Linked DNA regions of Mus musculus: region 2 is linked to region 1. Evidence: chromatin loops called from intact Hi-C (ENCODE). Cell type or tissue: heart. All regions are shown on one strand. Each heading gives the region's core, and the rest is flanking DNA. Links, peaks and the distances in the headings are about the cores only.

Region 1 (11,676 bases), core at 2,464-10,463:
AAATAAATAAATAAATAAATAAATAAATAAATAGAAGTTAATGAGGGAACAGAGATGAAGAGATGTTTTTATTACTGGAAAGAGAGGTAAAGTACTTTATAACAAAGAGTTATAAATTTGTGGATGGGGACATTGCTCAGTTAGTAGACTGCTTGCCTAAGATGCGTGAGGCCCAAGGTTTGAGTCCTAGTACCACAGAAACTGACATGCTATAATGCCAACACTCAAGAGGTGGAGAAAGATCAGGGTCATCCCGAGCTATTACATAGCAAGTCTGAGGCCAGCCTACGATGAATAAAACCCATCCTAAAAACAAAATAAATTTTAAAAGTCAATTTAAAAAAAAAGACACAAATCTTTAACGTCTAGACTAGAGTATTTAGCTCGATAATAAATGCAAATTATTAAAAAATTAACATAAGGCTGGAGAAATGACTCGGTAGCTAAGAACATGCGCTGCTCATGCAGAGGATCTAGGTTCAGTTCCCAGCACCCACATGGTAGCTCACAACCATTTATTTCAGGCAGTCTGACTCTCCTGACCACCAAGGGCACCAGACATACATGGAATGCACATATATGTAGGCAAAACACTCATACCATAAAATACAGAAATCTTAAAAGAAAGAAAATGAAGAAACAAACAAATCTACCACTATAGTGAATTACATAAACAGCAATAACAACCTCTACTTGTTTATTTTTGAGACATTATGTAGCCCTCTGCCTCCAAAGTGTGCCACCACATCTGACCTCACTTCTATTCAAATAAAGTTCTAGCAATAGGACTGGACAATATTTTAGTGGTAAAGCATATAGTTAGCTTGTGGAGACCCTAGGTTCAACCCCCAGCACTCAAGGATGAACATTTTAAAGTTGTAAAATAGGTAAAGCTAATATGAGTAAAGCAGTCTACAGCAGCAATGAGCTTTCAGAGGATAAGGCCCCCAGGGAATACAACAAAGCTTTGCGGGCTATGACACACAGTCACTATGTCAGAGCAACAAACAGAATGAGCTTATCTAGCACCCAAACCTTGGCCTCTAAGTAGTATTCACTGAAAGAGTCTAGGGCTCTTGGGAAAATGTTAATTCCAAGACTATGAGGACCTGGATTCAGATTCCAGATCCCTCAAAACAAACCAGGTGAGGTTTTGCATGTACTCATAATCTCAGAGCTGTAGGGAATGGAGCTCTCCACAGGAAGACCACTAGACTGGCAGTCAGTCTAGTAGAAAAAATAGAGCTCCATGCATAGGGAGAGATCCTGTCTCAAAGGAATAAGGTAAAACATTCAAAAACCATCCTCCATCTGAACATACGCATGTGCATGCCACATACGCTTAAACCTCCCCTCACATTCTTCTACTGTAAATAAAAAGATAGCAAAAAAAAAAAAAAAAAAAAAAAAGAGAGAGAAATCAAAATAAATGCTGACAAGGATATGGAGAAATTGAAATTTTGTGCCTTATTTGTAGGAATGAAAAATGGGTATAAAAAAGTAGCTATAGAAACTGTTGACAGTTCCTTTTAAAATTACAAATAGGTATGTCTGGACATGTAACTCAGCTGGTAGGATGCTTGCCTAGCCTGCATGAGAGCCACATGTTTGATCTGCAGCACCATATAACTGAGATGGGATGGTAATCACCTATAATTCCAGCACACTGAAGATGGAGACACAAGGATCAGAACTTTTGGGTAGCTCAGCAGCATTTGGTGAGCATGCATAAAGCTAAAGTTCAATAACTTCCAACCCCTCACACATTCCCTAAACTATAATGAACCAACAATTCCACCTCGGCGTAAATAACCAAAATTCAAAGCTAGATTTTTGCAAAGAAGATATTCACACAACTATATTCATTCACAATAGCTTAAAGTTGGAAGCAGCCCAAAGTCTATCAACAGACTGACTAGACAAAGGATGGATGGACACACAGACACACAAAGATGAATGCTATTAATTCATCTTTAAAGGAATTATGTCATATACTACAATGTGAATGAAACTTGGTAGCATGTTAAATTAAAAATAGTCAAATACTGTATGATTACACTTTTATGATGTTATCTCAGACAAATTCTAGAAACAGAAAATAAAATGGTAGTGGCTAGAGTCTGGGAGAAATAGATATTTAATAGGCACAGTGTCTTAGTTTGGGTTTTATTGCTATGAAGAGACACCATGACCACAGCAACTCTTATAAAGGAAAACCTTTAATTGGGGCTGGCTTATAGTTACAGTTTAGTCCATTAGAATCATGGCAGGAAGCATGGAAGGAGACAGACTGCACATAGCTTGAGCATAGAAGCCCACCCCCACAGTGACACACCTCCTCATATTGCTACACATTATGGACAGGGGCCAATTACAGTCTGGCCCCCATAGACTTGTTACTCTCAATCAGCATCATGGCAGGAAATATGGTAGTATGCAGGCAGACACAGTGCTGGAGATGGAGCTGAGTGCTCTATATCTTGATCAGCAAGCAGCAGAAGACTGCTACACTGGGCATATAGCTTGTGAGTACAAGAGACCTCAAAGCCCACCTCCACAGTGATGTACTTCTCCAACAAGGCCACACCTACTCTAACAAGACCACACCTCCTAACAGTTCTACTCCCTAAGGGCCAACCATTCAAACAAAAAGTCTATAGGGGTCATACATATCCAAACCACTACACAGAGTTTGTTTTACAAGAAAGTCCTGGAGATCTAACCACACACACACGTAAAAATGGTAATGACCAAATGCTTTTGTCTGGGAATCCGAGGTTGAGGGTTCACTTAAGCCTAAGGGCTGAGATAAGCCAGAGTTTCACAATGCAATCCCATCTCAAAAAAAAAAAAAAGTCTGGGCTGGAGAGATGGCTGGAGAGTGGTTAAGAGTGCTAACGGTTCTTCCAGAGGTCCCGAGTTCAATTCCCAGCAACCACATGGTGGCTCATAACCATTTGTAATGGGATCTGATGCCCTCTTCTGGTGCATCTGAAGACAGCTACAGTGTACTCATATAAATAAATAAATCTTTAAAAAAAAGTGTTTAAAAAAAGGAATCCATAGTAGATATACACTATGCTCTTTACACATGTAGGGGAACAGTTAATACACAGATAACATAGACAGATCAAAAGAAAAAGAGCCAGATATGGTAGTGGACACCTATAATTGCAGCACTTGGAAGTCAAGGGGTATTTAAAGCCATCCTCAGTTACAAGAGACCCCCATCTCAAAAAAAAGAAACAAACAACAAATTATGTTAAGAAAAACAAACGAACAAACAAAAAAACAGGTTATAACAACAAAAATATGGTGGTAGTATGGGTACTTTTGTGGGAGGCAATGTCACTAAAGAATAGTACATTCCCTTCATCTGCCTTGACCTCTATGCAGCTGTGGTTGCCTTTCAACTCCTGATCCTCCTGCCTCCACGTCCCAGGTGTTAGGATTACAGGTATACACCACAAGTAGAAATATGTGGCTCTCCAGAGTTCACTGCCCTGCCATTCTCGCAGAAATTGCTAGAGACCCCATGTCATGGAAGTAACAGTGGAGAATGACAAAGAAAGCGGGTATCCTCCACTGGCTTCTGCATGTGTGCAAACTGTTATGTATACATCACACATTTTCAAGCTGCAGAGAAAGCACATTATATAACAGAATGCCAGTTTTAGAAAAATAACATATGTAAGTACAGAAAATACCATCTTGATTAGGAGTCTGTGGAGTGAAGGTTCAGTAAACTATGACCTCTTGTCACAATCACTGGATTAGTTGCATTGGTTCTAGTTTCATTTCTGGCGCTGTGATAAAACACTGACTAAAAGCAACTCTGTCAAGGATTTAAATGGCTTATGATTTCAGGTCCATCACTAAGGGAAATACAAGACCAGCCTGGTTTACAGAGTAAGTTCCAGGACAGTCAGGAGCCTACATTTAGCCTGGGGTAATGATTCTCTACCGTCTGTCTTTGCAGATGTCCTTTCTGAACATTTTAAACAAATGGACACACTATACTGGTTTTGCCTGCCTTCTTTTACTTAGCATGTTTTTCAGATTTCTCCACATTGTGTGACAGGTATCAGAACTTCTATTGTCAGACAATATTCCACTGAATAACTATGGCATACTTTATCTGTTTACCAACTGCTTTATGAGTTGTTTACACTTTTTGGCTATTGTAAATAACTCACTTTTAAGTATTCATGTATAAATGAACATCTTCACTTCCCTTGAACAGACACCTAATAAAAGGGCTGGCTCACGTAGCTAATTTATGTTTGTTTTTTTTTTTAAACTAGGGCTGGTGAGATGGCTCAGTTGATAAGAGCACCCGACTGCTCTTCCGAAGGTCCGGAGTTCAAATCCCAGCAACCACATGGTGACTCACAACCATCTGTAACAAGATCTGACGCCCTCTTCTGGAGTGTCTGAAGACAGCTACAGTGTACTTACATATAATAAATAAATAAATCTTTAAAAAAAAAAAAAAAAGAGCACTGGTCTCTTCCAGAGGTCCTGAGTTCAATTCCCAGCAAACACATGGTGGGAATCTGATGTCCTCTTCTGGTATTCATGAAGATAGAGAAAGCACTTATGAACATAAAATACATTTAAATTTTTTTTCCAAACCAAAGTTGTTATATCATTTTAGATATAATACCAGCAACCCATGAATTTCCACATCCTAACCAACAGCTGTTATTATCATATTTGCAATTTTTTTTAAAAAGATTTATTTATTATATCTAAGTACACTGTAGCTGTCTTCAGACACACCAGAAGAGGGCATCCGATCTCATCATAGATGTTTGTGAGTCACCATGTAGTTTCTAGGATTTGAACTCAAGACCTCCGGAAGAACAGTCAGTGCTCTTACCAGTCCTGCTCCCTGGGGCCTGAAGATTGATTGATTGAATGATTATATGTAAGTACGAGCACCAGAAGAGAGCATCAGATCTCATTACAGATGGTTGTAAGCCACCATGTGGTTGCTGGGATTTGAACTCAGGACCTCTGGAAAAACAGTCAATGATCTTAACAGCTGAGCCATCTCTCCATCCCCCATTTGCAATTTTTTCCCCCGAGACAGGGTTTCTCTGTATAGCTCTGGCTGTCCTAGAACTCACTCTGTAGACCAAGGCTGGCCTCGAACTCAGAAATCCGCCTGCCTCTGCCTCCCAAGTGCTGGGATTAAAGGCATGCGGCACCACTGCCTGGTGTATTTGCAATTTTTAAGATGAGATCACATATACTTTCTGCCACACTATCTTTCACTTTCTTATCACTATCTTTCCCCTACCCCTTCTACCGCATGAACTTAGAGAACTGCCTAAAATCTCCATGTCCAGTCAACGCAGAAAGTACCTGTTACGTAATCGTCTTAACCTCAAGCTGTGTTTCCTATTTTAAAGGCTCTGTTAAATACAGGGCTGCACACACAGAACTCCTCTGAAAGGAAATACGCACCTAGTTTCAGCTCGATTGCTGTGTTGGTGTTACACTTGTACTCTGCTAGTTTCTTCTCCACGGCACTCTTATACTCCACCAGAAATTTCTCCAAGGCTAGAAACGAATAAAGCACAGCAAGAGGATTCTACTACACACAGCACAGAAGTTCCATTCTAAGTGACAAGTTGGGCAGTGTAAAAACGACTTTCTCAAAGGACATCTAAAAAAACAATGATCTCAGGAATCCTGAAGGGTTATGAGACCCTGAGTGTGCCCTGAACCAGGGCAGGGCAGCAGCACCGCGCTCGCTCAGAAGTTGGCTGGGAGGGAGGTGGGCAGGGCCCTGGAGAGGATCAGCTGGCGGGAACTGGACCTAATGGGTTACATTAGGGCGACAGTGAGCAAAGGGGAACGAGGGGGTGAAAGGCTCCGAGGCAGACCGCGCTCCACCAGACCAAACTGAGCGCCTTGCCTGAGCTCAAGGCCCGGGAGGCCCACGGGAGGCGCCGAGCGTCAGCACCGGGGGCGGTGGCGCCGAGCGCGGCCCACCGGGAGCCAGTCCCCGACCCTCAGTGCCTCGCGGAAGGGAGAGGCCTTCTGGAACCTCTGCTAGAGCCCGAAAGTTCCAGGCGGCCACTGTCACGGCCGCCTCAACGTTCTTCCCCAGAAGCACCCGCCTCCTCCCCTTGCTAAACTTTTCCCGGGAACTTACCCGCCATTTCCGAGCTCCGAGCGCCCGCAGCTGAGGAAGGACAAATCAACCCGCGCGCTCCCGGGCCGGAAGTGACCGCAAGGACTTACGCGTTTCCCCCGCCCATCCTCGGCGAGCCACGAACCAATGAGAGGGAGAAGGTCCAGGCGCGCGGCGGCGGAAGTGCCTCAGGAGGCGGGGCTAGCACCGTGAGAAGGCGCCCGCGGTTGCCTAGCCACCGCACGTGAGGATGCCCTCACCCCATGTCTTCGGCGTCCCAGCCTGTGCGGCTTGCTGGCCACTAGAGACTTGCTTAGAAATTAATGTGAATTCTCAAACAGCTTAAGGCGATTGTCCTTCCCATCTTTTGGCCCGAACGCAAGTTTTTCTGTGGGGGTTTCATTTCGAAGTTTTTAAACTTTTTGATTCAACTTTGCCATAACCCATTTTAAAAGGTTCCTCTGAATTTTATTCGTATTTTGGAGCTGGGTGACCAATTCAGAGTCATACTTATGGTAGACATAAGGCTCTGCCACTAACCCATTATAGACTTTCTTTGTGCTCCCAAATTGAAAAATAGTGCCATATTAAAGAACTCAGGGACCCAAAATGGAAGACTCCCGAAAGCTGTGCTCTGATTACATGCTAGCGTGCACAACTATTAAAAGTAAAATTTAGAAATATACCTGCTTTTGCTCTTAAGTTTTCTGGACAACCATTTAGCTCACTAAAAGTGGTTACTAACACTACCTCAAGTGGCTTGATTTAGTTGGACTTGTATGAGGTCCTAGTGGCTTGAACTAATCATAGGATACTACCCATTTTTAATCATGGGCCTTATTATTTAGTTGCTTTTGGATTTTTTTTTTTCTCCCAGAGGATAATTTGCTATTTACCTCTACGATGGTATTCAAATACCAGACTCCCTGGTGTCAACACATTTGCTGATACGCTTTAAAATGATGCATGCCGTATGGAAAGTTGATCTTTGGTATATCGGGTCTCTCTAGAAAAGAAGGAACCAATGGAATGAACATATATTAAAAGATGACTTACCACCTTGGCTTATGTGGTACACTTGGAGAGGCCAGACAGTGGTTGTCTCACAGCAAATGCTGAAAACCTGGTGGTCAGTCCTCAAAGCTAGGAGCCTCAGCCCAATCTGCCTGTGAAGACCTGAGGGACTCCTGGAGAACTGTTGGGTCTCTGCCTAGCAAGGTTCTAATACCAGCGCTTGAGAAGGCTAGGCTGACTCCATGACAGGCTTCAAATTGGCAGTTAAGGAGGTTAGGCCTAAATCTCTTACCAAGACCTGGGCAAGTCCAGGCAAGTCCAGGCCTCCGAAGCCGGCCCGCCACCTGTCTGGCCACCTGTCTGGCCCGAGGCAAGGACAATGGGTCAGCAGCAGTTTCCAGGCCTCCCCCAACAAGTTTACAGCCTCTCTACCCCGGCAATGGAATGTCAGTAGAGATGGACCCAACAGATTATCATAGAGGTCACCTACCCCAGAACTCCCTAATGTGCTTTAAATCAGGCCTCTGAGCTCACTTGGGTGTCTCTCTACCTGGGTCATGGGAGACCCAGCTTGCTAGACTTCTGCAGAATTCAACACTCTTTGTGGTTACATACTATTGGAGTCCAGGGTGACATCCTTCAGCAAATCATGGACCCTTACACACCAAAAAGGTCAATGAACTCTCCAGTGAGAATGAAGGTTAAGGAGGCAAGTTAGCAAAGCTTTCTTTCTGCCTTTTACCTGGGCCATTACCAGAAGGTGCTGCTCACACTTAAAGTGAGTCTTCTCCCATCAATTAAGATGATCAAGGCAATCCCCAGCAAACATGCTCACACTAATATAGGTTTGTGTGGGTCATATATGTATGTGTTATATAGTATATATGTGTATATATGTATGTAGTATGTAATACATATATGCATGTATGTGTGTATATAAACATTTATATGTGTGTATTTTGTTCTATGCCATGGTGACAGTTAAAACTAACCATCACACGTGGTGAAATAGTCTAGAATTAATATGCTCTCTAGTATTAGAGATAAAAAAAATATATAGCTAAAGTGATAGATTGTGCCTAAGCTCATTGCACCCGGGAGTCTGAGGCAGGAACATCAACTCATCAGTTTGAGGTTAACCTGAACTGTGATTGAGAAGAATCTGCCAAAAGAAGAGGTGGAAGGCGAAAGGGAAGAAGAGGATAAGGACCAACAGCACATACCTATAACACCCCCCCCCCCGCCCCGCACGGGGGGGGGGGGGGGGAAGGCAGGAATTCAGGTTATTCTTGGCCACTGAAGCTTGAGGTCAGCTGGGCTATGTGAGATCTGGAGAGAGACAGAGACAGAGAGGTGGTGGGGCTGGCAAGCGAGGGAGGAAAAGAGAAAGGAGTCAGCCCAAGGTAAGTTGCCAAGCTCATCTTCAGTTTACTCCAGTGTCCTGATGAGCCCAGTCCTCCAGATACTCAGGCCTGGTATTTATGTGTTAGCTATCTAGAAATGCCCTTTAAGATTAGAGTAGGCAGCAAGAACACTGAGGCCCTGCTCTTTAAACTCTTACATACAAGATTACAGTCATAGTGTTCAGATAGGAATATGAAGTCAATGCTACTAATGATTGATCAGAAAGGGAAACAGGACCAGTGAGGTGGGTCAGAAGGTGAAAGCACCTGCTGCCCAGCCTGACAACCTGAATTTGATGCCCAGGCCCCACATAGTGGAAAGAGAGAACTCATCCTCCTATAGGTTGTCCTCTGACCTCTTTATAAGTGCTGTAAAACACACACATACACACACACACACACACACACACTCTCTCTCTCTCTCTCTCTCTCTCTCTCACACACACACACACACAAATAAATACACAATAAATAAAACACAAATAAATATAATTTTAAAAAATTGAAAGGAAAAATATTTGTTCAAAATGGCAAGGTTTATCATTTTCTTTTTTTTTTAAGATTTATTTTTATTTTATGTATGTTAGTACACTATAGCTGTTGCTGTCTTCAGACATACCAGAAGAGGGCATCGGATCCCTTTACAGATGGTTGTGAGCCACCATCTGGTTGCTGGGAATTGAACTCAGGACCTCTGGAAGAGCAGCCAGTGCTCTTAACCACTGAGCCATCTCTCCAACCCCGGCTTATCATTCTCCAGATGTCTTTATCTGTAGCTAAGCAATTATGACTCTTGTAAGAAGTACGATGAGCTTGTTTGATCTAGGGTGACGAGAATTAGTATGAAGTACTGAGGAGCCGAGACTACAGTTCTGATCCTCATTGTCGAACTGTTTACCCATACTTTCTAAATGTCTCAGAATATGTGCTTAGATGCAGTTCATCTCAGAAACAAAAAACATCTTCTTTCAGGAAGGTGATAATAAAAATAATCAAACATGCTGGGCATAGTGGTACATGCCTTTAATTCCAGCACTCAAGCCCAAGGCAGTGCCTCTTTGTGAGTCTGAGGCCAGCCTGGTCTACAGAGTGAGTTCCAGGATAGCCAGGAGTTTCAAGAGAGAGCCTGTCTCTCTCTCTCTCTCTCTCTCTCTCTCTCTCTCTCTCTCTCTATATATATATATATATATATATATATATTCTTATATATACATGTGTGTATATATATGCATATATATATATATATCAAAATTTTAAAAGCATTTTCCTGTTTTATAGCGGAGTCAAAATTTTAAAAGCATTTTCCTGTTTTATAGCGGAGTTTCCCCTTTTTATTGTATTCATATATTACCTTGTACTAAAGAGGATTTGAGAATGTGATTGGTACAACTGCAGAATGAGTTTTACAAATGGCTATGGTGTTCTGCCGTGTGTGATTAAGACAGTAGAGCTATGTGGAATGTTCAATGCCCTACGAGTCCAGTTCTACTACTGTCTCATGGTTGACCTTGCCTTTTTTACTATGCGGAGATAATAACACCTTCCCAGGCATAAAACTGAGTTATTTGTAAAGATCAAATAAATATTGACATGCTGTGTGCCTAGGAACTGGTAACAAGATAGCATGAAATCTAGCATGAAAGATCTGAAAAAGGCATTTCCTTCTTGTATGTATATGTATTGTGTTTGTGAAGTAAGTGTGTGTGTTTGTTTGTGTGTGTGTGTGTGTGTGTGTGTGTGTGTGTAGGCATGCATGTGCCATGGCTCACATGTAATGATCAGAAGATAATTGTGGGTACTAGCCCTTGTTTTCTACCTTATTTTGAATAGAGTCCCCCACTCTGTCTTTGTCTCTCTCCCTCACACTCTCATTCATACTGTGTACATCAGGTTAGTTATCTCTGCCTCCCATTTCACCATAGGAACACTGAGATTACAGGCATCATAGGTTCTGCACCCTACATTCCAGGGATATGAACTCAGATGCTTAAACTTGTCAGGCAAGTACTTTTACATACCCAAGAATTGCCCCAGCCCAAAGGCACTTCTGTCTTCAGAGTAAAAGGCCATATTACACTGTAAGGAATTAATTAGCAACTATATATCTGCTACGGGTTGAGTGTATATAGACCAGTCAGATTCATCATCCTGCCTTGAAATCTGTAGAAAGAATTTTGTTGTTACTGTTGTTTGTTTTTCAAGATTGGTTTTCCCTGTGTAGACGTGGATAGGGAGGCTTTATATCAAAATAAGACTGTCCTAGAACTAGCTCTGTAGATGAGGCTGGCCTCAAACTCAAAGAGATTCACCTGCCTCTGCCTCCCAAGTGCTGGGATTAAAGACATGCCTCACTGCCCGGCAGAATTTGTAAATATTATAGTATAGAATATAGAATATACGGTCAGAAGAGAGTGTAGACTGGAGTGACAGCTCAGTTAGTAAAGTGCTTGCATTGGAAGCATCAGGATTTGAGTTCAATCCCATGGAACCAACACCCACAAAGGCCAAGCTGTAATCCCAAAGCAGGGATGGCAGAAAGGCAGATTCCCTGGGACTCAATGCCAATCAGCCTAGCCTATCTGGGCCAATGAGAGACCCTATCTCCAAACCTAGGTGGACAGAAAACCCAATGTTGTCTTTTGGTATGGAAAGCCAAGGAAGTCTGGAGCAAATATGTAAAGAACAAATGAAATCCTGTAGTGTAGTGACATGGACAGGTGTAACCTCACCAGCCTGTTTGCTCAGGTTTCAGTGTTAGAGAGCATCGGGGCGGAGCTTGCTGACGATTCCCACTGCCTCTGCCAGCCACCTAGCTGTTCCGGAGCTATCACGTGGTCACCTGCAACCTTACTCCAAGATGATTTGGCCGGAAAGGGCCCCTTCCCCTGCTTCCTAACCCAGTGTCAGAAATAGTAAAATCCGAACCTTGATCTGACTGTTGTCTTGGTTCCGTCTCTCTCTTTCGCTCCGCCTAGCCCCGCCCTTCTCTTCCAGGTTTCCAAGATGCCTTTCCAGCATAGAACCTAGGCATGTGAGCCGCTGGCTGGACAAAACAGACAGGGCCATGTCAAGGACCAGAGCCTTGGACCCATAAGTAATTGGCAAAGCCTTCTA
Region 2 (11,676 bases), core at 1,104-9,103, 60 kb after region 1:
GAGCGGAAATGGAGAGGTGACATTTGGTAAGGGGAAACAAAAAAGATTATAAGTAATAAGTAAAGTTCCCAGTGCTGGTCCAGTTCTTCACTCCCAGATACAGTTACTGAGTGTATGTTGTTTGTTTAGGACCTACTCAGTGAGTGAAGTAGGAATTTCCAAAAGTGGTTTATACAAGTAAAAGTGGTGTCACATTCTTCAGCGTGTTAGGGGAGTGAATTTATTGGTGATGTTGCTCCAGCTCTTTCAAGCACTCAGACTTGGATGTGCTAAGGAGTGGACTGAGTGCTTTTCATTGAAGCCCACGTGAAGCAAAAGCACACCCAGCAAGCTTGTCCCTTCATTCTAAAGGGCTTTGTTTTACTTTAGCTTTGAATAGGGAGTTTGGAGTTTCTCCATGGTACCTTGGGAATATTGCTACTCTGCTGTTTTCTATCCACTGGGAGGCAGGGATGGTGGAGTTTCCCCAATGTCCCCTTTAGAGCCTTGGTTTTAGGGAACAAAGCCTAGAGAATAGAATGGTCTTCCGAGGTGGATGCAAAAATTGACTTAAAGTCTTCTGTAGGAGACTTGTCTCTCCCGAGTATACAAACTAGAATTTTCCGTTCCTTTCTTTCCCTTTATTTCTTCAGCTATCATTCATCTTTAAAGACGATCATTGGTAGAAATTAGTTTATCTTAATAAAAGTGTTGGTTAATCTTTTCTTTAGCAGCATTCCAGTAAAAAAACAATGTAGTGTTTTCAAAGACTTAGAGCCCTCTTTTCTGCCTGTTCTCTTTCTTTTAAAAATTGAAAGCAGTTTTTATAATGAATAAAAACAAATAACATAAAACTTTACATCCTTGTAATTTTCAAATAGTCAGCTCAGCCAAACTTCGAGGTTTACTTTCCCAGAACTTCTCATCCTCCATGAGTAAAGTTGACCCCCTTTTATGGTGTGAATTGGCACAAATATTTGTAAAGAAAACCTTGACATTCAGGCTTTCTCTAAACCACAGCACTGTTCATTCTCTCTGATTCGTTAATTATAATAGAAGTGTCACTCATTTACATATAGGAGGCAGGTAGAGCTCTGAGAGTTCGAGGCCAGCCTGGTCTAGTTCCAGGACAGCCAGGGCTACATAGAGAAACCTTGTCCTAAAAAAACAAAACGAAAACCATAAAGGAAGCAACTTCACCATAATTGTCAGAACTGAGAACATATAGGTCTGTCAGAAGGACCAGTTGCATCTTGCCTGTGATTTGGTGGGCACATTGTCTACTTTGGCATTCCCCTTTCTCTTCATTGGCTCAACCCTTCTCTGTGAAGAACACTTTCCCCTAAAAATACCCTGCAGAGGTCTTTACATTTTGGCATATAGCTGGGCATCCTCCCTGCTTTGCAGCAAGCTCTGGCCATTTTGCTTCCTGAAGAATGTTGACTTGGTACAAATACACCCAGAACTATAGAGAAAGCACAGGGTCTCTAACTCCGAGTGAGTGATAGTGCTGAGCGGTCTCCTTGCAGTAGGTAGCACACGTGCACACACAGCTCTCTTGCAAACGTGGCACAGTGATGTTGGGGAACTGGACAGGAGAATTTGAGTTAATGGCAGTGTCCCCGAGCTTACGTCATGTGCACATCAACATCAAGAGTTAGGTTCCTCAGCCAGGTGGTGGTAGCACACTCCTTTAACCCCAGCAGAGGCAGGTGGATCTCCATGAATTCGAGGTCCACTTGGTCTTCAGTTTCAGGACTGGATGGCCAAGGCTACACAGAGAAACCCTGTCTCAAGAAACGAAAAAAACAAGAATTAGGTTTCTCAAAATCAATTTCTAATTTATGTTGTCAGCCGCCTTAGCGTTGTGTCCCTCCCTCCATTTGGTTGCTTTCCCCAATTCGTGTATGTGCCTTTTAAGTGTCACCAAAGACACTTCATTCAACAGACCATCAACAGATTCCTGTCACTATTGATTAGGAGATGAAATGAACATGGAAAGCAGCTGAGCAGCTGGCACACACCTTACTTCATGGAGATAAAAGCTCATGGCTAGCACAGCCTACCCTTATTATTTTAGGGCTCTTTTGTTTGTTTTCCCCCTTAAATTATGATTTATAAGTTAGGGTTTTAAGAAATATAGTCAGGATGAAAAAATAGTTTGAACTTTTAGTAGCACCTACCATAATCTGAAGGACATATGAACCCCCTGCCTCAGAGACTTACTTTCTTTTTTTCTGTCCATTATATGAAGATAAGATTATTGTGGAGGGGCTGGCGAGATGGCTCAGTAGTTAAGAGCACCGACTGCTCTTCTAAAGGTGCCGAGTTCAAATCCCAGCAACCACATGGTAGCTCACAACCATCCGTAATGTAATCTGATGCCCTCTTCTGGAGTGTCTGAAGACAGCTACAGTGTACTTACATATAATAAATAAATAAATCTTAAAAAAGAAAATGATTATTGTGGAATAACTAGAAGTTCCAGGGTCTTTGCCCTGTGACTTCTGGTTCCCTCTTCCCCCCATTTCTCCTTTCTCTCTCCCTTGATCTCATTTATAGGACTTTAATCATTTCCTCTTCCTGTCTACCCCTAGTTTTGAGGATCCACTTTTAGATAATATTTCTCTCTCTCTCTTTTTTTTTCTTTTCCTTCTTTTTCTTTTTCTTTGTGTGTTTGTGTGTGATTCTGGATTCTGGGAGTTGAACCCAGGGTCTCATGACTTCTAGATAAGCTTTCTGCCACTGAGATCAAGCCCCGCCTTAGGCCAGCTTTCTCAACCAATCTGAACGCAGTGATAAGAATCTGATTTACATCTTTGAGAAAACAAGCATCAAAATTGTTGTGTTCAGCCAATGCCATGTAATAAGATTATCCCAAGTCTCCAGCTTTTCTGTGTAAAGAAATAATCAACTTGAAGTGTATTTTTTATAGGATTTGTGGGTCTGTGATGAAGGTCAGTTTGTATCCGTTTAATAAAATGAATCATTCTTATATATTTTGAGACACATGTTTAGGGAAAAGAAATTTGGTATTCACTTTAACTAGAGTTAAACCCTTTGCACCCAATGGCCTTGCATTTCCTAGTTGGAGCTGTTTAAGGTACAGTTTTCTCTGTGCACACGAGGGAAAGTAAGGAGCCATATTGGATGCAAACTGCAACGGAGTGCAGGCCAGTCACACGTTGCTGTTGCTGTGGTCTTTGGACTCTTGACAACAGTGTTGGTGTTATCTATGTGTTTGTTCATTCTTTTTGCATCCTTTTGTTTTAGATGTGCTTTTTATGCACATCAAGCTGTATATTTAAGCTGTAGCATCATAGCAACTATTTATATTTATATACATAACAGCATCAAACCTTGATTTGGGTGCCAGACAAGGCGTTTTTGTTGCTGTTGTCAGACAGGCCTCCATTCTGCAGAGAGGACTTACATTTCAGAATGAAAGCTCAGGAAAGGATTCTGGAGTTCTGTTTTTTTTTTTCTTTCGTTTTTAAATAAATAAATAAATAAATAAATAAATAAAGATTTAGTTAATATTTTTTCTTTGATAATCTTTAATAAACTTTTAATGCATGCTGTGGGTAATTACTTAATGGCTTGTATCTCTGTTACTGCCAGATGGCCTGAGCCTTGTGGAGCCCGTTGCATGTGCTGGATACAGTGTCCATGTGCCGTGTCTCACTGTTACCCACTAGTGTCCTGGTATCCTGCTGGGTAGAATTAGGTAGCGGTAACCTGATCCCTGTCAAGTGGTAATACTGCATCCTGCTGTCATATGTTGCCTTGCATTGATCTTAAAAACTTTTAAAGAAGGTATTTATTGCTCTAACACAGATTGGATTCTAAAATCAATGAACATAATCAGAAGAAACTCTTACTTGTTTACTAATAAACATATATAAAACATGCTATCTGCTCTAGAATTTCTATTAAACTCTTGTGCACATTGCACTCCAATGGATTTCCTAGGACCGGAAACTGGTCCCCCTGAGCTTTCCCAAGGACACACCCATACTGCACAAGCCTTCTAAATCAGGAATGCCTTTGATACAGTACTGTGTTGTCCAGGTTGTACAGGGTACAGCAAGTAAAAAATGTATTCTGCACTTGCCTTTTAAGTGGACTCCCTTCTAAGGGGAAGCCATAACAACAGTTGTTATTCCAAGTGTCAGGACATGGTAGTACATGTGCCTTTTCTCTGTGGAGAATAACTATAGACGTGGATAGTGTGAGAGTCTAGTGGCCATAGACTATGATCATTTGGTGTGCAATAGAGGCACACGGGTATTTGATTAAATCAGGAAGAAAATTTAAGATGCTTTGTATTGCTTTCCGGCATCATAAAGGACCATTTTGAATAAAATACACAAGGCTACTAAAGTAGCTTAGAGTTTGACATTAAAGGGGAGTATTGGCAGGGTGTTATGCCACGTGATAGTAGACTGTTAGGGCTTGTAGCTTCTGTGATGTTCTTTAACTATGAACTCATCTTTCCTGAGAAATGAACCTTTATGTATATTTGGCAGCAGGACTCCTCTATTTGACTGATCACACAGTAATCCCTTCTGGAGGTAGGTAAAGGGTTAACACTTCCCCTACAGAGTGCCTGGGGAGTTCACCTAGGATACTAATTCCTTCCTGGAAGTAGAGGGGAAGTAGAGGCGGAAGCTGAGGGAGTCTGCATGCTGAGGCCGGTTGGTCGGGACTTCCTCCACCACTTCCCGGTGTTGATCTTTTCTGTTGTTACATTGTTGCTGTTTGTTTTCTTTTCTGGGCTCCTAGTTGTTCCTCCTCTTTCCTCCCAATTTCTCCTGCACTGAAAAGCACATCCACACGTGTCACTGTCCTGTCTTTTCCGTTGTACACTGTAAGGATAGTCACCACTTACCCCAGGTATCCAAAGGGCCATTCTTGACTTCACCCTAAGAACTATGCAGGTGAAACCAAGCTGTTTGAGGAAAAAAAAAAATTCCCTTGGCAATAAAGACTGCTCCGTCTCAAGCCTTTAAGTTGGAAGCAGCGGCTCCTGCTGGAATCCTTGAAGTCAGATGTCAAGCTGGGCTGATGGTAGGCGGGCTGTGTCACGGGGCTGATGGCTTGTATACCTACAGGAGGAGTTCTCTGGCCACAGCGTTGGTACAGCAGCTCCTTCAAGGCTCAGTCACGGAGCGGGCACGGTGGCAGGCTTGGAGAAGAGTGCCAGCCCCGGTCAGAGGTAATTTTGTACTGCAGAAAGGTGCTGAAGACCTTGCAGGAAGCGTCCCTAAGAACCAGGGGAGGGATAAGGGGGGGCATGAGATGGGGAGACACAGTGGGGGTTGCCGGGGAATCAGAAACCTCTGTTAAGACATATTTACATAATATGCTTCAATGTGTATTTCACCTAGTCCAGTCTTCATAAGTGACTGGTACAGCTAAACTGACTAATAGACTTTTTTTTTTTCGGGGGGGGGGGGAAGCATTTTTACGTTATCACATTCTCACCTTTACCTGCTCTCCAGACAAATCACGCGCTCCTCTCCTTTTGAGCAAAGAGAACATAATGGCAAGCTACTTTTGTTATCTGGCCCCAATTCCCCCTTCAAAGGAATTATAAAGCTCATTTTTCCCTAAGCCCATGTTCTCTGCAGGAAGTGAAAAAATGGTCTATTGTTTTTCCTCTGTCAGAAACATGAATGGACTTCCTGTTTCTTCCAGTAGTGCCAACCTAGTGTAGCCTCCTGGGTCATGATCTTGCTGCCAAGATGTGCTAGTCACGCCGGGCCAGAACTGTGGCCTCAGAAATAGTACTAATACAGAGTGCTGTTTAGGGCTAAAGATCCTTGTGTGCCACTGGAAGATGGGATTTTCTTGGGGTGGGAAACTTGATACACAGAGAGATGGATCAGGGATGCTCAGGGTTCATGGTGGTCTCCCCTCTCAGGTCATGCAAGACTCAGGAAGATAAGGGCAGCAGCTGATGGAGCCATTGCCTCGTGCAGGAATACGCTTCTTGGTTCTAGGACTTTTACATCGTTGGTTTTTGTTAACACATCCCAGGGGCAGAATAGTGGCTACTATAAATTAAGTCTCCAGTAGTTCACTAAATCGTCTCTGTGACATTCCTGAGCCAGCTTCAGGCGACAGTAATAGAATAGGGACAGATTGGAGATGACATTTCACGAGGTGCTGGATAGGTTCACAGTCTTATTAGCCCTAGTCACTTTAGTTGAGCCTGGGGTGTTACAAAAAAAAAAAAAAGGACTGAAAGTGTGATGGAGTGGTTACTCAACGGGGATGACGTCACCATGAAACCATACACAGAGCTGTCAGGGGGAACATTTGGGGAGAAGTAGAAAATGTCCGAGTACAATTTGAGAAAAATGCTACTTCTGTATTTGAGAGCCTGCTATGACTAATTTAGATCATTATCTTAATGGCTCGAACAGCGTCTAAGTTCTGAGACAGCTAGGAAGTTAGTAAGAAAGAACTTCCCATTTAAGTTTTTATTACAGGGCTCGTTCAGCTCCGTGATGGAGTGCTTGCTTAGCATTGGCGGGGCATAGGGTTGATTGTTAGCCCACTTTAATGAGGTGTTTTTATCTATAAGGATTGTTTTCAAATATGCATTATAAGTCTAGTTTGTGAGCCTAGTATGGTAGCTCATGCCTGTAATCCCGGCCATGAGGCTGTGAAGGAGGAGGATTGCCAAGAGTTCAAGGCCATACTGGGTGACAGACAGTATGAGGCCCTATTTCAAATAACAAAACCAAGCCAAACAAAATTATGCTAGGCCGGATAGTGTCAGCCTATAATCTCAGGTACTTGGCAGCTGAGGCAGGAGGATTGTAAATTCGAAGCCTTCTTGGGCTTCAAAGTAAGTTCAGGCCCAGCCTAGGCAACCCAGACCCTGTCTCAAAAAAGAAGGTGGGGGGGGGGGGGGCAGTGCTACAGGTAGCATAAAGCAGACAGCAGTAGCAGGAAGCTTACCTAGCATGCTCAAGGCCCTAGGTTCAATACCCAATACCACAAATAAATACACAGATAAATAAACAAATAAACAAATACAATTTAGTAAATATCCTTTTGGTAATGTCAGAAAAAAAAGTTGAAGCCATTGAATTTTGTTTGTTTGAAGGGTTCTGAGTCTTTGAGGCTGTTTTGCACTTAAGATTCTGATAGTTTCTTTCTTTTTTAAAAAGATTTATTTATTTATTATATATGAGTACACCGTCACTGTCTTCAGACCCACCAGAAGAGGGCATCGGATCCCATTACAGATGGTTGTGAGCCACCATGTGGTTGCTGGGAATTGAACTCAGGACCTCTGGAAGAGCAGTCAGTGCTCTTAACCACTGAGCCATCTCTCCAGCCCAGAATCTAATATTTTCAAAACATATAAAAGGGATCCAGTTTTAACTGCTGTTACATAAAATCATGCAGATAGCTTTCTTCTCCTTTTGTTTTAGAGATAGCATCATGCTAAGTAAACTCAGACCTGCTATGCAGCAGTAGATACATTGCATATTAAATAATTGAACGTTCTGAGTTACAACTTTTAAAACTAAAAGCTACTGTGAAATAGCTTCCTTTCTTTAGCCACCTTAGCATAACTTCATATTTGCAATGACTTATTCTTATTCTGCATTTCATTGCATTTTTTAATCTTTTAAGTACCTTTTTGTTAGACTTGTTTTGTATTTGGGACATGGTCACACCTTGTAGCTCTGGCTGACTTGGCACTCTTTATGTAAACCAGGCTGACCGTCAGTTGACAGAGATCCTCCTGCCTCTGCCACCCAAATGCTGGGATTAAAGGCCAGCATTACCATGTCTGGTTGGTTTGACTTCCAAAATAAGCAAACTTAGGTTCTTTTGAGAATAGAGTGATTAATTATATTAGATGGCTCCTAAAAATATTCATATTAATTAATTAATTATATTAGATGGCTCCTAAAAATATTCATATTAGCACCCCATATTCTAAACTTTTTACAATACTTACTATTTTAATTAATTTATAAGCTTTAATATATTTACAACCTGAAACTTTATTTACATCCCCCTTCATCCCTCTTGAGTAGAGGATGATGGGGATTAGATCCATGATCTCGTATATGACAGGCAAGCATTCTACACAGGCTACATTCCCAGACCCCAGCTTCAAGGATGGTCTTTTGTCTTGGTTTGAACCAGAATCTCATGAATCGATATTGAAGTCTTTTCAGAATAGAAACCCCATGCAATGTTTAGCTTATGTTTATTTAAGATGAATATACTTGACAAAGGTTGAAAACTCTGAGATCTTGTTGCTACTTAGCTAAGAAATCTTGCATCCATTGAGAGAGAAGATGAGAATCCCGTCTCCCCAGTGACATTAGGAGTAGTTCCGCCCAAATGCAGCATTTTCATTAAGAAAAAGAGGTACATAAAACAAAGAGAATCCATTACTCCATTGCCAGTTCTGAGACTAGCGTTGTATTCAAAGACTGTCAAAATCAGAGAAAACAACATAGTTAGAGGCAATTGTAAAACATCAAGCCTATGTTTACTAATTCTCTAGGATAATTGATAGCTATTGATGGTAAAACTCTTACACTAATAAAATTGGCTTAAATTGGAAAATAATTTAGTTAAAACATTACTAAAAAGGCTCCTGCTTTCTTAACTTTGCTAGTGATTTGGGGGGGGGGGCATGAGCTTCTAAATTAGACTACCCAGTCTATGCTTGTTAAAGTACCAGTCATTTGTGAACCAATTTTCATAATAAGAAAACTGTAAGAAAGTGAATGATCTCGCTGGTGCATGAAGACAAGCAACGGAGTTCTGGTTGTATCTTACAGCGTGACTGGTACCTAATGAGAAGTTAGCATGCCGTGGATGGTTCTTCATTGACAAGTGGATCACTAATTTCACTTATCTTAAAACATTTTTAATAGTTCAGACTAATAATCATGGATTTTAGGGGGATTTCAAGGCTTTGTGGCAAGACCCTATTTTTGACACTATCAGCTTTTAATAAGGTGCTTTACTGCCGAGCTAATGATACGCTGTTGGTAGTATTTCTTATAGCTATCTTCAATAGTCATATTCAGGCTAGTGTGAATGTAATAATCATGCCTCAATCAAACCATACTTAGTATGACAAATATTGCATTATACTGTAATTTAGGTATTCACGCTTCTGATAAAAGGCTTAATTCGACTCCTTGAGGAACCAGGGAAACACTATTGATTTTATGCTGGAATGTAAAGTAGCAGCTATTTATATTGCAAGATAGAAATCGCTTCCTAATTAAAATTAAATCAAGAGAAATTAAGAATCTCATGGCCTTATATGTAGCAGTATACAATCTTAAGTGAAAAATTATACTTTGTATCAGTTGTGCTCCTGCATGGGTTTCTGGGCACAAAGAGATTTGCAGTTCCTCTTGGTAGAAGCAGCCGGTCTTGACTTTTTAAACGTTTCTCAAGTCTCCTCTGTAGGAGCATTGCAGTGGATTGGATGATTCATTGATCAGCAGGACTGATTCGGTTTTCTTTTCCCTTTTAAGAAAATGTCAAGGAGATTTTTGGGCAGACTATTATCCATCACCACATCCCTTTTAACTGGGACTGCGAGTTCATCCGGCTGCACTTTGGGCACAACCGCAAGAAGCACCTGAACTATGTGGAATTCACTCAGTTCCTCCAGGTAGGCGCCCTTCTGGGCACTGGCATTGTCTAGTACAGAGATGGAGGAAGTCCCCATCTCACCCCCATTCTTCATTCCCCTCTCATGGAAGCAAGCTCTTTAAACTCATGCAGCCATTTTCTTTCAGCCTGTACGTGCATTCATGTAAGTAGTCAGCTTATATTATCCCTTCTTAATTTTTCTGCTTAAAGAAAAATGTTGGTTGAGTTCTAACTACGTGAGATTCGGAGTTCTTTTGCCTCTCACGGCCAAGCACAGTCTCGGATATTTTCCACCTTCAACCTTTCTATAATTATGTCACAAGTTTATTTAGATCAATAGTCATAGGATTGACTGTAATTTCATAGATACAAAGCCCTCCATACCTATGGGCTTTGCATCTATGGAACCAAGAAACTACAGATAGAAAATACTTAGAAAAAAAGTTGCATCTACGTTGAACATGTAGAAACTTTTTTTCTTGTCATAATTCCTTGAACAATAAAGTATAATTCATTTACATAGTATTCACACTGCATTAGTGGGTTTTTGTTTTGTTTTTCTTTTCCTTTTCTGAGATAGAGTTTCTCTGTGTAGCCCTGGCTGTCCTGGAACTCACTCTGTAGACCAGGCTGGCCTCAAACTCAGAGATCTGCCTGCCTCTGCCTCCCAAGTGTAGAGGTAGATTAAAAGTGTATGTCACTCCCTCCCAGCAGCTTTAAGTATTATAAGTAGTATAGAGATTATTTCACATCTATAGGAGGGGCTGGTGAGATGGACCAGCGGGTAAAGGCAGATGCCAGCAAGCTTGGTAACCTGAGCTTGATATATTAAAGTCATGTAGTGGAAGGTGAGAACTGAATCTCGCAAGCTGTCCTCTGACCTCCCATGTATACCAGGATGCACACACACACACACATGCATACAGAGAGGGGGGAAATATACTAAACAGTAAATGCAAAAATGTAGGATGTGCACAGGCTATGTGGAAGAGATGGTTTAAAGTATATGGGGAAACATGAGTAGGCTCTCTGTAAATAGTGACCCAAGGGACACCTCTAATTGATGACTAGAATTATTGATTTGTTTAGGATGTCCAGGGTTTGTTTATTTTTCTACTTAGTGATGTTAACTCTTCCAGTCGTTTCTCTTATTATTAAAGTCTCCTTCGTGCATTTAAAGTCCAGCCCGTTATTTGCCCGTGCCCGTTGATTTCCTATCAGTGGCACTCTCCAGGAGTCTCCCATCTCAGCAAAGATCGAGGGCCAGGTGTATGACTCTGCCTGGTATACATGCTATCCTAGTATAACAGTGGATTAAAAAAAATAGGGGACAGGAAGGATAAATTTTCATATAACATATAAAGCTAATCCTTTAGTAGTAGGCAGTTTACAGGCTTTTGGCACAGTAATGGCATTTTGCAACCTTTATCTATCCCAGATGTCTTCATAAAGAAAAGCCTGGTCTGTTTTAGGAGTTGTTCCCATCAACACTTCTCCAGCTTCTGGGTACTACGAATCTGCTGTTTGTTTTTATGGATGTACCTAGTGCAGACATACGAATGAGGTTGTATGACAGGATGTTTTGTGCGTCTCTTTCCTCCACTTAACATAATATTTAAAATAACTATCCTTATTAGGTCAAATTCCAGCACTCAGGAGGCAGAGACAGGCAGACTTCTCGAGTTCGAGACAAGCCTGGTCTACACAGAGAGTTCTACTTCAGCCAGGGATACATACATAATCAGACCCTGTTTCAAGAAAGAATTAGCAATATTGGGAATGGGGTTATAGCTCAGTGGAAGAGCACTTGCCTGTGTAAGTGAATCCCTAGGTTCAATCCATACAGAACAACCACCAGGCCTTTAGCTGGGTATAATTGTTCACACTTGTAGTTTTTGCCTTTAGGAGGCTGAGGCAGGGGAATAGGAATTCAAACAAGCATTTGGATCACACGTGGGCCATATGAGAAGACCTTGTCTCAAGGACCAAACAAACAGAATAACAAAAGAACCACCCACATCTGATCATGTGGTGACACCC

Evidence for each region. Hi-C counts contacts between places; a loop is a spot of excess contacts. Peaks named below come from ENCODE experiments on the same cell type or tissue, not always from the same donor. Only the 100,000 strongest peaks of a DNase experiment are listed, where the experiment ranks them.
Region 2: a loop joins it to region 1, with 1.9 times the contacts of the local background. A loop is called at or near these places in 4 of 42 quality-filtered maps.

The regions. Positions count from the first base shown.
Region 1 is chr2:71,383,795-71,395,470 of GRCm38, reverse strand. It overlaps Hat1 (histone aminotransferase 1), which reads right to left and starts at 6,211. Exons shown (of 11, transcript NM_026115.4): 1 at 6,167-6,211; 2 at 5,473-5,568. The coding sequence starts at 6,173. In heart, for the core only: no CTCF peak of the experiment used is centred there; a DNase peak (open chromatin) is centred at 6,300; H3K4me3 peaks cover 1,806 bases; H3K27ac peaks cover 1,429 bases.
Region 2 is chr2:71,321,955-71,333,630 of GRCm38, reverse strand. Slc25a12 (solute carrier family 25 (mitochondrial carrier, Aralar), member 12) reads left to right here. Exons shown (of 18, transcript NM_172436.4): 4 at 1-26; 5 at 9,516-9,655. Among named protein-coding and RNA genes, the nearest start is that of Slc25a12, 40 kb to the left of the region's middle. In heart, for the core only: no CTCF peak of the experiment used is centred there; a DNase peak (open chromatin) is centred at 5,740.